Linked DNA regions of Homo sapiens: region 2 is linked to region 1. A link is a loop called in an ENCODE intact Hi-C map of the cell type or tissue named here. Cell type or tissue: endothelial cell of umbilical vein. All regions are shown on one strand. Each heading gives the region's core, and the rest is flanking DNA. Links, peaks and the distances in the headings are about the cores only.

The links. A loop is a pair of places that touch in the nucleus more often than their neighbours do. Peaks named below come from ENCODE experiments on the same cell type or tissue, not always from the same donor. Only the 100,000 strongest peaks of a DNase experiment are listed, where the experiment ranks them.
Region 2: a loop joins it to region 1, with 5 times the contacts of the local background. A loop is called at or near these places in 2 of 110 quality-filtered maps.

The regions. Positions count from the first base shown.
Region 1 is chr9:69,294,543-69,299,923 of GRCh38, reverse strand. It overlaps BANCR (BRAF-activated non-protein coding RNA), which reads left to right. Exons shown (of 4, transcript NR_047671.2): 4 at 3,057-3,243. It overlaps LOC124902176 (a long non-coding RNA gene), which reads right to left. Exons shown (of 2, transcript XR_007061567.1): 2 at 2,863-3,207. Among named protein-coding and RNA genes, the nearest start is that of BANCR, 9.8 kb to the left of the region's middle. In endothelial cell of umbilical vein, for the core only: no CTCF peak of the experiment used is centred there; no DNase peak of the experiment used is centred there; H3K27me3 peaks cover 400 bases.
Region 2 is chr9:69,344,785-69,350,165 of GRCh38, reverse strand. The region is part of intron 2 of ENTREP1 (endosomal transmembrane epsin interactor 1); the gene reads right to left. Among named protein-coding and RNA genes, the nearest start is that of ENTREP1, 22 kb to the right of the region's middle. In endothelial cell of umbilical vein, for the core only: no CTCF peak of the experiment used is centred there; a DNase peak (open chromatin) is centred at 2,355; H3K27ac peaks cover 515 bases.

The DNA of each region.
Region 1 (5,381 bases), core at 261-5,260:
CATACTGCTCAGAATAATAAAAAAGATTCTTTCAAAATATTTTTTACTGCTCATTGACAATGCATCTGGTCACTCAGGAGCTCTGATGGAGATATACAAGGAGGTTCATATTGTTTTAATGACTGTCAACACAACATCCATTCTGCACCCATGGATCAAGGAGTAATTTCAACTTTCAAGTCTTGTTATTTAAGAAAGACATTTTGTAAGAGTATAGCTGTCATAGACAGTGATTCCTCTGATGGATCTGGGCAAAGTAAATTGAAAACCTCTAGAAAGGATTCACCTTTCTAGATGTCATTGAGGACATTTGTGGAAGGAGGTCAAAATAGCAACATGAACAAGAGTTTGGAAGAAGTTGATTCCAACCCTCATGGATGGCTTTGAGGGATTTAAGACTTCAAAAGAGGAAGTCACTGCAGACATGGAGGAAACAGCAAGAGAACCAGAATTAAAAGCCTGAAAATGTGACTAAACTGCTAAAATCTCATGATAAAATTTGAACAGATCAGAAGTTGCTTCTTATGGTTGAGCAAAAAAAGTGGTTTCTTGGAATAGAATCTAATTCTGGTGAAGACGGTGTGAACATTGTTGAAATAACAACACAGGATTTGAAATATGACATAAACTTAGTTGATAAAACAATGACAGAGTTTGAGAGGATTGACTCCAATTTTGAAAGAAGTTCTACTGTGGGTAAAATGCTATCAAACAGCATCGCATGCCACAGGGAAATCCGTCATGAAAGGAAGAGTCAATTGATCTGGCAAACTTCATTGTTGTTTTATTTTTAAAAATTGCCACAGCCTCCCCAGCTTGTAGCAGCCACCACCCTGATCAGTCAGCAGCTATCAACACAAGGCAAGACCCTCCACCTGCAAAGATTACAACTCACTGAAGGCTCAGATGATCATTAGCATCTTAACAATAAAATATTTTTAAGATATGTACTTTTTTTTTTTTTAGAGATGGGGTCTTGCTCTGTTGCCCAGGCTGGAAGGCAGTGGCATGATCATAGCTCACTGCAGCCTTGAACTCCTGGGCTCAAGCGATCCTCCTGTCTCAGCCTCCTGAGTAGCTAGGACTACAGGTGCGCACCACCACACGCAGCTAACTTTTTGTATCTTTTGTAGACAGGGCAACTCACTCTCATCCAGGCTGGAGTACAGAACCACAATCATAGCTCACAGCAGCCTCAAACTCCTGGGCTCAAGTGATTCTCCCACTTTGGCCTCCCACAGTATTAGGATTACAGGTGTAAGCAACTGGGCCCAGCCTGGTTTTTCAGACATAATGTTACTGCACACTTAATAGACTACAGTATAGTGTAAACATAATTTTCATGTGTGCTGGGAAACCAAAAAATTCATGTGACTGGCTTTAGTGTGATATTTGCCTTGTTGTGGTGGTCTGGAACTGAACCCTCAATATCTTCAAGGGATGCCTGTATATTGAAGCTTGCGCCTACAGATGAATTTTTTAATGTGCCAGAATTTTCATTTGTTCAAACTATAAGTGTTTTTTCTTCAAACTTGGTGATTTTGTGAAGTCACCACAATAAAAATGTCTACATGATGGGCCCATGCAGACAGCTGAGGAAAGTCATGGTACAGACCCCTTTGCACAACCTGCTCCTGACCACCCAAAGCACAAAAGGTGGGTCCCATGTGAAAGTGCTGCTTTAAGGGGGCCAAGTGGAACCAACAATGCGATTCCCATGCCCCTTGTGAGGGGTGGGATGGGAGCCATCGCATTTGCTGGTAGCCAGTTATATGCTCTTTGATTCAACCCAGTATCTGTTGTAGAAGAGGCAATGGCCCCTTTAAGACCCTCATTTCAACCCTCGGAAGGCCCAAAGACAAATTAATACCTGTTGATCAGTCTTCTCCAGCCAAGCTTTTTAAGATCAGGGTCCTTTTAAGAAGATGTTCCGCTTTGATTGTGCCCGGCCCCTAGAGAATCTTTTGCTTCAGATCCTCCCGGTAATGGGTGGTGTCTGGTCATTCTCCCCCCACCGCTCAGAGCCCCATAGGCGATGTAGGATCAGGCCCTTCAAAACAGCAAGTGTGCAGGGCAGAACAAAATGCCCAAGTCTGGCCTCACATTGAACTTTTCTTAATGACTACTGATCTACAAAACGCTGATTAAACAAAATTAGAAAACAAAAAAAATGGTTTCTGTTCTGAATTTTGCATGAAAACGTTTTTGTTCACGTTAATGAAGGTGGCAGAAGAAAAAATTGCTATGGTTTTCCACTCCTGTAAACATATCTGCTCTGGTTCCAAATCTTATCACTTCCACGGCTGGGAAGATAACAAAGCAATTCAGGGCCTACTAGAGAAAGTAGACTTGACATTGGCACAAATCTCTTTGTCAAGAGACAGAGAGGCTGAGCCTTCTCTGAGCAGTGTCTTTGAATATCTTAGTTGACAGTATGATCAAAGCATTGCAAGACTGCCAGTTCCAAGACAACTATGCAGTTCAGGGGGTTTGCCTCACAGACTATGCAGGAGCCTGAGCCAATACAATGTGCAAGAAAGGAACTAGCTCACAAAAGCTGAATTTAAGGCTTGCAAGACCCAGGGACGCGATCTAGGTAAGGAGTTGGCACAGCGTTTCATAGACAAGTCCCTGAGGCAAAGTGAGGTACTTCTTGTCAAAGGTGTTGCTGTGGAAAATAATAGCCAGGGAGTATTGCACTGTTTGCAATCCATTTGATGACCTAAAACATTGTCTTTGAGCAATGTCTGGTTGTCTGGGAGCTATGTACCCTGACGGCACTTTCCTGGCCATTCCTGGAGATTCCTTAATTACCTTTACATCTTGGTTACTCCTTTGAGAGACACACTCAGAATGAACCTCTTGAAACCACCTATTGTTTTTATTGCAGGAGTGATTTTGAAGGTATTGTCCCTTTTATATCACACAAGGGCCTCCTGGGAGTGATAAGAACAGAAGTTCCTGGAAAGTTTCTGTTTCTCCTGATAGCTGGGATTTTTTTATTCTAATGATTGTGTGGCTCTTGTTATTGATGCCATTGTCTACTTTGGTTTCAGCTGCTGAGAAGTTCAGAGTCAAACCTGAATCTCACCTCTGCAAAGAGCACAGGACTCCATGGCAAACGTTGTATATACGCAAGTCATCCCTGGCACCACATTGATTTACTGCACCAGGCTTTCTTCATTGTGATGATGTTCTCTCTCTTTTCTAAAAAAAAAATAAAAATAAAATTTAAAAAATCCTGTTTTACTGTGCACATTTCTGCAAGCCACAAAAATACTCCTTGGGGGATAGATAACATATAAACAAGTGAACCAACAAATCAGACAGGTAATTGGCAGAAATAACTTGTTTAAAATACTTTTACCTGCTTTTTGGAGTTGGGGGAGGAGTAATCTGGCCTTGTCTGTCTTTAAAAGGCTGTGTTTGCAAACTAACATCTGCTATGTTGAGTGAAGAACGTGTTTATAAATGACCGTTGGTATTTTTAACTTCTGATGAAGGCGACTATTGGCCTTCGTCCAAGTGATGTTCCACGAAGAGCTTCTGCTGAGTTCTACAAGAGCACTCTGGGAGTGTTTCCCAAGACAAAGCTGACTTCTAGGTAGCTATGGGGAGTGCCTGGGCTGCGGTGAAAATCAGCAGGACGGACTGGAAGAACCAGAGGTCTGTGTGGGAAGTGTCAGCCCCTTCCTCCTGCCTCCTTCCCTTGGTCGGTGTACATGCTCCACTTTCTCCTGTGGGACTTAGTTTTCTCATCAGAAAAATGAGAAGAGCTGCTTACTGGTTAGGTCTGGTTAGGAAGAGAGAAAGACAGGACAAGTATGGAACTTTCCCTGGGGGAGCAACCCAAGCCTAGCTGACTCGCATGGAAGGGTAGCTCTCCCTACTTCTCAATCTTCCCTCCCTCACTCCCTCTCCCTTCCTTCCTTCCTTCCTTCCTCCCTCCCTCCCTTCCTTTTTCTTTCTTTCTCTTTTTTCTTTCTTTCTTTCTTCCTTCTTTCTTCTTTCTTTCTTTCTTCCTTCTTTCTTCTTTCTTTCTTTCTCTCTCTTTCTTTCTTTTTCTTTCTTTCTTTCTTCTTTTGAGATGGAGTCCCACTCTGTTGGCCAGCCTGGAGTGCAGTGGCATCATCTCAGCTCACTGCAACCTCTGCCTCCCAAGTGATTCTCCTGCCTCAACCTCCCAAGTAGCTGGTACTGCAGGCACATGCCACCACACTCAGCTATTTTTTTTATTTTTAGTAGAGACAGGATTTCACCATGTTGGCCAGGCTGGTCTCGATCTCCTGACCTCAGGTGGTCCACCCACCTCGCCTCCCAAAGTGCTGGGAGTACAGGTGTGAGCCAGTTGGCCTGGCCCTACTTTTCAATCTTGTCTGTGACTGGCTCTATGAGGCCATCAGCTCCTGTCCCTGAAACACAGAGACTTTGGGGAAAAAAGGTGGAGACAGGAGAGTAAACCAGACACCCTGTTTAAGAAAATGATGGCTATGTGGGAGGATAGTGTGAGGATTACCGTATTTTTCAGACATCAAGCAATGTCTGTTCCCTTCACTTACAGTCTCAGTTTTTTCTGTTATTTCTCTCTCCCTCATATCATTTCTAAAAACTAGACATCTTTTTAAAAATGTTTTGTTATTGTGGTAAAATATATGTAGTATGACATTTACCATTTTTAAGTATACAGTTCAGTGGCATTAAGTACATTCCCACTGTGTGCTACCATCACTAACATCCACCCCCAGAACTTTTTTCATCTTGCAAAACTGACACTGTTCCCATTGAACAATAACTCCCAGTTCCCCACTCTTCCCCTACCCTCTAGCAACCACCATTCTAGTTTCTATCTCTATGAATTTGACTACTTTTAGTAAGTACCTCGTGTAAGTGGAATCATACAGTATTTGTCCTTTTGGGACTAGCTTATTTCACTTAGCATAGTGTTTTCAAGGTTCATCTATGTTGTAGCATATAGCAGAATTTCCTTCATTTTTAGGGCAGAATACTATTTCATTGTATGTATATACCACACTTTGTTTATCCATTCATCTGTGGATGAACATCTGGGTTGTTTTCACCTTTTGGCTATTGTGAATAATGCTGCTATGAACCCAGTGGGTGTACAACTATCTGTTTGAATTCCTGTTTTCAATTATTTGGGATAGATACCTAGAAATGAAATTGCAGGACCATGAATTTTTTTTTTTTTTTTTTTTGAGATGGAGTCTCACTCTGTCACCCAGGCTGGAGTGCAATGGCACGATCTCAGCTCACTGCAATCTCCACCTCCCGGGTTCAAGCAATTCTCCTGCCTCAGCCTCCCAAGCAGCTGGGATTACAGGCACGTGCCACCACACCTGGCTAATTTTTTATATTTTTGG
Region 2 (5,381 bases), core at 110-5,109, 50 kb before region 1:
TCATGACCTTGGGTTAGACAAAGCCCTTCTTAAATACAACAGTGTAAGCTACAAAATTAAAAATAGATGAACTGAACTTCAAAATTGTAAACTTTTGTGCTTCAAAGGGCATCATCAAGAAAGTAAAAAGACAACACAGAGAATCAAAGAAAATGTTTGCAAATCATATACGACAGTCCCCAGCTTAACAATGGTTCACCCTATAATCTTTTGCCTTTAAAATAGTGTGAAAGCCATATGCATTCAATAGAAACTGTACTTCAAATACCCATTAAACTACTCCATTTTTCATATTCAGTACAGTATTCAATAAGTTACATGAGATATGTAATACTTTATTATAAAATAGGCTTTGTGTTAGATGACTTTGCCCAATTGTTGGCTAATGTACATGTTCTGAGTTTTTTTAAAGTAAGCTTGACTAAGCTATGATGCTCGAGGTGCGTTAAATACATTTTTCACTTACAATATTTTCAATTTATGATGAGTTTATCTGGACATAACCCACATTGTAAGTGGGGAGCCTCTGTATCTGATAAGGGACTCATAATAAAAAGACAAGTAACCAATTTTTAAATGGGCAATGGATCTGAATAGACATTTCTCCAAAGATGATGTACAAATGGCCAATACACACATAAAAAGATGTTGAACATCAAATCAAAATCACAATGAGATGCCACGTCACACCCCAAAGAATGGCTACAATCAAAAAAACAGACGATCAGTGTTGGCAAAACCGTGGAGAAACTAGAACCTTCAAACACTGCTGGTGGAAATATAAAATGATATAGCCACTTTGAAAACAGTTTAGCAATTTCTCAAAACGTTAAACATGTAGTTACCACATGAATCAGCAATTCCACTCCTAGACATGTACCCAAGAGAAATGAAAACATATCCACAAAAAAATTGTACACTAATGTTCATAGCAGCATTATTCCTTTTTTTCTCTTTTTTTTTTTTTTTTTTTTTTTTTTTGAGATGGAGTTTCGCTTTTGTCGCCCAGGCTGGAGTAGCATGGTGCAATCTTGGCTCACTGCAACCTCCACCTCCTGGGTTCAAGCGATTCCCCTGCCTCAGCCTTCTGAGTGGCTGGAATTACAGGTGCCCGCCACCATGCCTGGCTAATTTTTGTATTTTTAGTAGAGACAGGGTTTCACCATGTTGGCCAGGCTAGTCTCAAACTCCTGACCTCAGGTGATCCACCCGCCTCAGCCTCCCAAAGTGCTAGGATTACAGGCATGAGCCACCATGCCTGGCCCAGCATTATTCCTAATAGCCAAAGTGGAAATGTCCATCAACTGATGAATAAATAAATAAAATGTGATATATCCATATAATGGAATACAATTCAGCAATAAAAAAGGGACAAGTACTGACAGATACTATAACATGGGTGAATCTTAAAAATATTAAGCTAAAAAATATGCTAACTGGAAGAAGTCAATTACAAAGGATCACATACTGTATGATTCCATTTATTTGAAATATCCAGAATGGGCAAATCTATGAAGACAAAAAGTACATTAGTGGTTTCCTGAGGCTGAAGGTATTGAGAGGAAATCAGGAGTGACTTCTAATGGGTACAGGATTTTTTTGGAGGCTGATGAAAATATTCCATAATTGATAGTAGTGAAGTTTACATAGATCTGGGAATAGGCTAAAAATCCATTGAATTGTATACTTTAAATGTGTGAATTTTTTGGTGTGTCAACTACATCTCAATAAAGAAAAAAGCAGCAGGCTTGGGTATTGTGGCTCACACCTGTAATCCCAGCACTCTTGGAGGCCAAGTTGGGCAGATCACTTGAGCTCAGGAGTTCGAGACCAGCCTGGGCAACATGGTGAAACCCTGTCTCTACAAAAAATTAAATTAAAAAAAATTAGCTGGGCATGGTGGCACATGCCTATAGTCCCAACTCCTTGGCCCTGAGGTGGGAGGATCAGTTGACCCCAGGAGGTCGAGGCTGCAGTGAGCTGTGTCCGCGCCACTGCACTCCAGCCTGGGTGACAGTGAGATCTTCTTTTAAAAAAGAAAGACAGAAAGAAGCAGCAGCTAGATGATCTCTGAGATTAGGTGCCTTTTTGTCAACAAAAAGAAAGAAAGAAAAGAATCATTTAGAACATCTCAGAAAAATATAAACATATACATCAAAGTCATGGTCCAAACATGAAGCAAACTAGAATGTGGCATGATACCAAGCACGTACTAGAGAATAAGAAAAAATAATGCATTTGACTTGGCAAAGGAAACAGTCTTCCTTTGAATAACATGGAATTACATTTCCTTCTCTTTAATATCAATCATTCTTCCTGGTGTTGCAGTAAATAATGTAGCTGGTCCCTTGAACAAGCAGAGCTTAGGGAGGTCAACAGAAAACCACTTTCTTTCCTTGCTGCAATGTTGTTCAAGGCCACTCTGTAGGGCTCATTATTCCTGATTGTTTAAGATGAAATTGGAGTCCAGGACCATGACTTGTCTGATCAATATCAGGTACAAAAAGTCCTCCAGTCACTTCAAGTCACAAAACAACTCATTTCAGTAATTACAATGTCCAAGGCTGTGTCCCAGTCAAAACTTGGAACTTCATTTGAATGTAAGCTTCTCTCTCTGCCACCAGGCTTATTACTCTAGGCAGGGAGCAAGCCTGCCGTGGGAAGGCAAGGGAATGGCCTCAATCTGCTCTGTTTCCCTTTTTTCGTGTGGGTCTACTGCTCCCCCTACAACACAGTTGGGTTTGATAGAAGGGGGTGTGGGGAAGGCCACAGCCATGTTGGTAGGGAAGGTAACGGGCAGGGAGAGTTCATCTGCCTGTTATGTTGGGACTTGGCAAGTGTTTACAGGGGATTCTCTCCAGAATGGAGCTTCCATTGGCTCCTCAGAGATACCTACTGCTGAGCTTCCAGCTCCCTTAGCCTGAGCATCCAGGAGTCCAGGCCCAGCCTCCTTCTGCTGTGGTCTGCTCACTTCCTATGGCCTCTCTGGGCAGGATGTGAGCTCACCCCATGCCTGCTATTTCCTGGGAGGCCCATCTGGTCAGCTAGAAGTATATTCATGTTGTGCTTAGTCTATGAACATAGAATTATTTCCAACTGCAGGCTTTAACTCTGAGGCCACAGGGTGCTCCAATCCGTCCTTTAGAATCCCCAGGTGTAGCCGACAACGGTCCCGTCAGACACCAAAGAATCTATCATATTCTCCAATTGCTTATCTTTAAATACTTCCCCTTTTCCCCATGAGAAGGTGGAACTCAAAATGCCACAGCAATTCAGTAACTTTCTCCAAAACATTTGTCTCTTTAATCCCTAATCTTTTTCTAGGCTGGGAGATGGAGATCAGCTAAGGGTTGCAAAACTGGTTTTCACCCAGCAGCTTTGCAAGTCCTGCTTAGATAGTCTAACACAGACACTGGAATGTTGGCATCCCTTATACCAAGGCCTCAGGTGAATCTGGAAATAAAGAATCTAATAAATGCCATTAGCGGTTTTCATTGTCTGAGAAACAATTTATAGGCAAAGTCTGAATGATATAATATAGCTTAAGAGCAAAATGTAAATGTTAAGACACTGACAACATAAAAGTAAAATATCACTATCAAAAACTGGGAAAGCAGGGAAAGAAGTAAAAAAAGTCATAATTTCTTTATCTTATATAAAAGAGGGTCAAAAGATACTATCCAAAGTTCAGAAATTAAGAAACAGAAGCTTACAATATTATCTACAACAATAAAGTCATCAATAGAAGTAACAAAAATAACTTTTTAAAAAACAAGAAAGGAGGGAAACAGGTTAACATACGTGTGGCAAATTCCTCACTTTTAACAAGGTAGGACAACCACCAAGAATGCTAAAACCAGAAAATGTTTAAAATGTTATTTCTGGCCAAGCGCAGTGGCTCACGCCTGTAATCCCAGCACTTAGGGAGGCCTAGGTAGGCAAATCAACTGAAGTCAGGAGTTCGAGACCAGCCTGGCCAACATGGTGAAACCCCGTCTCTACTAAAAATATATAAATTAGCCGGGCATGGTGGCACGTGCCTGTAATCCCAGCTACCCGGGAAGCTGAGACAGGAGAATCGCTTGAACCCGGGAGGCAGAGGCTGCAGTAAGCCAAGATCGCCACCACTGCACTCCAGCCTGGGCAACAGAGCAAGACTCCATCTCAAAAAAAAAAAAGTGTTATTTGTGTGGAGTATAAGTCAGGTTTGGGTGTGGGATAAATGCAGAGGTCTAATTATTTTTAATAAGAATAAGAAGGTAGGCCAGGCACAGTAGCTCACATCTGTAATCCCAGCACTTTGGGAGACTGAGATGGGCAAGTCACTTGAGGTCAGGAGTTTGAGACCAGCCTGGCCAAGATGGTGAAACCCCATTTCTACTAAAAATACAAAAATTAAGCCACGTATGGTGGCGCATGCCTGTAATCCCAGCTACTCAGGAGGCTGAGGCACGAGAATCCCTTGGACCCAGGAGGCGGAGGTTGCAGAAGGCCAAGATTGTGCCGCTGCATTCCAGTCTGGGTGACAGAGTGAGACTCCGTCTCAAAAGATAAAAATTTTTAAAAAAGAGTAAGAAGGCTAATGAGCTCCCATTTTTTTAATAAAAAATATTTTCCCTCTTAAAAGGCACTTACTAAATTATAAAATATCACTGTGGTGTGTTTGAGATATAGGTAGATGGATAGATAATATATTTAGATATATAACTATAAATATGAAATAAAAGAGAAACAGTCTCAGAGAGGTAAAGTATTATGCCAAATTATACAACTAAGTACAGTACCCAGGTCAAATCTGGGTCTGACCCAAATCTATACTCTTTCTTCTCCATCAATGTGCAGGATGCCTGCTAACACATAATGTCCATTTAGAGATCATTATTTTCTCTTCACAAAAGAGCTTTACCAGGAAACTCTTTGGTATCACCGTTGAGACATTACAGCTCATTATACCCAATTCTACCATCACCCAAGCCCTGACACCCCGACCCAGCCTCCTTCACCTGACACTTCCCACCAATGCTGAGCTTACCACCAATCCATCTACTTTGCATGCCCACTGGATTTCTTGTTTTTCAACTGAGTTACCATAAGTGTCCAAATGTTTTAAAATGAATCTATTTAGTTTGAACTATTTTTAATTATTATAAAAGTAATATTCATAGAAGAAAAATCATGGTCTTAAGCATTCAGAGTTCTTGATTATGTTAGGAACAAGAGAAACCAACTCAGGCTATTTAAGAAGAAAAGGAATTTCTTGCAAGACTATCAGGTAGCTCACAGAATCCACAAGAACGAGGCTCAGGAACCCAGGAAGGAGCCAAAGAACCCGGGAGCTGGCACTTCTAGCAAGGTCATGCCACAGGAAAACCAGGTCCCTT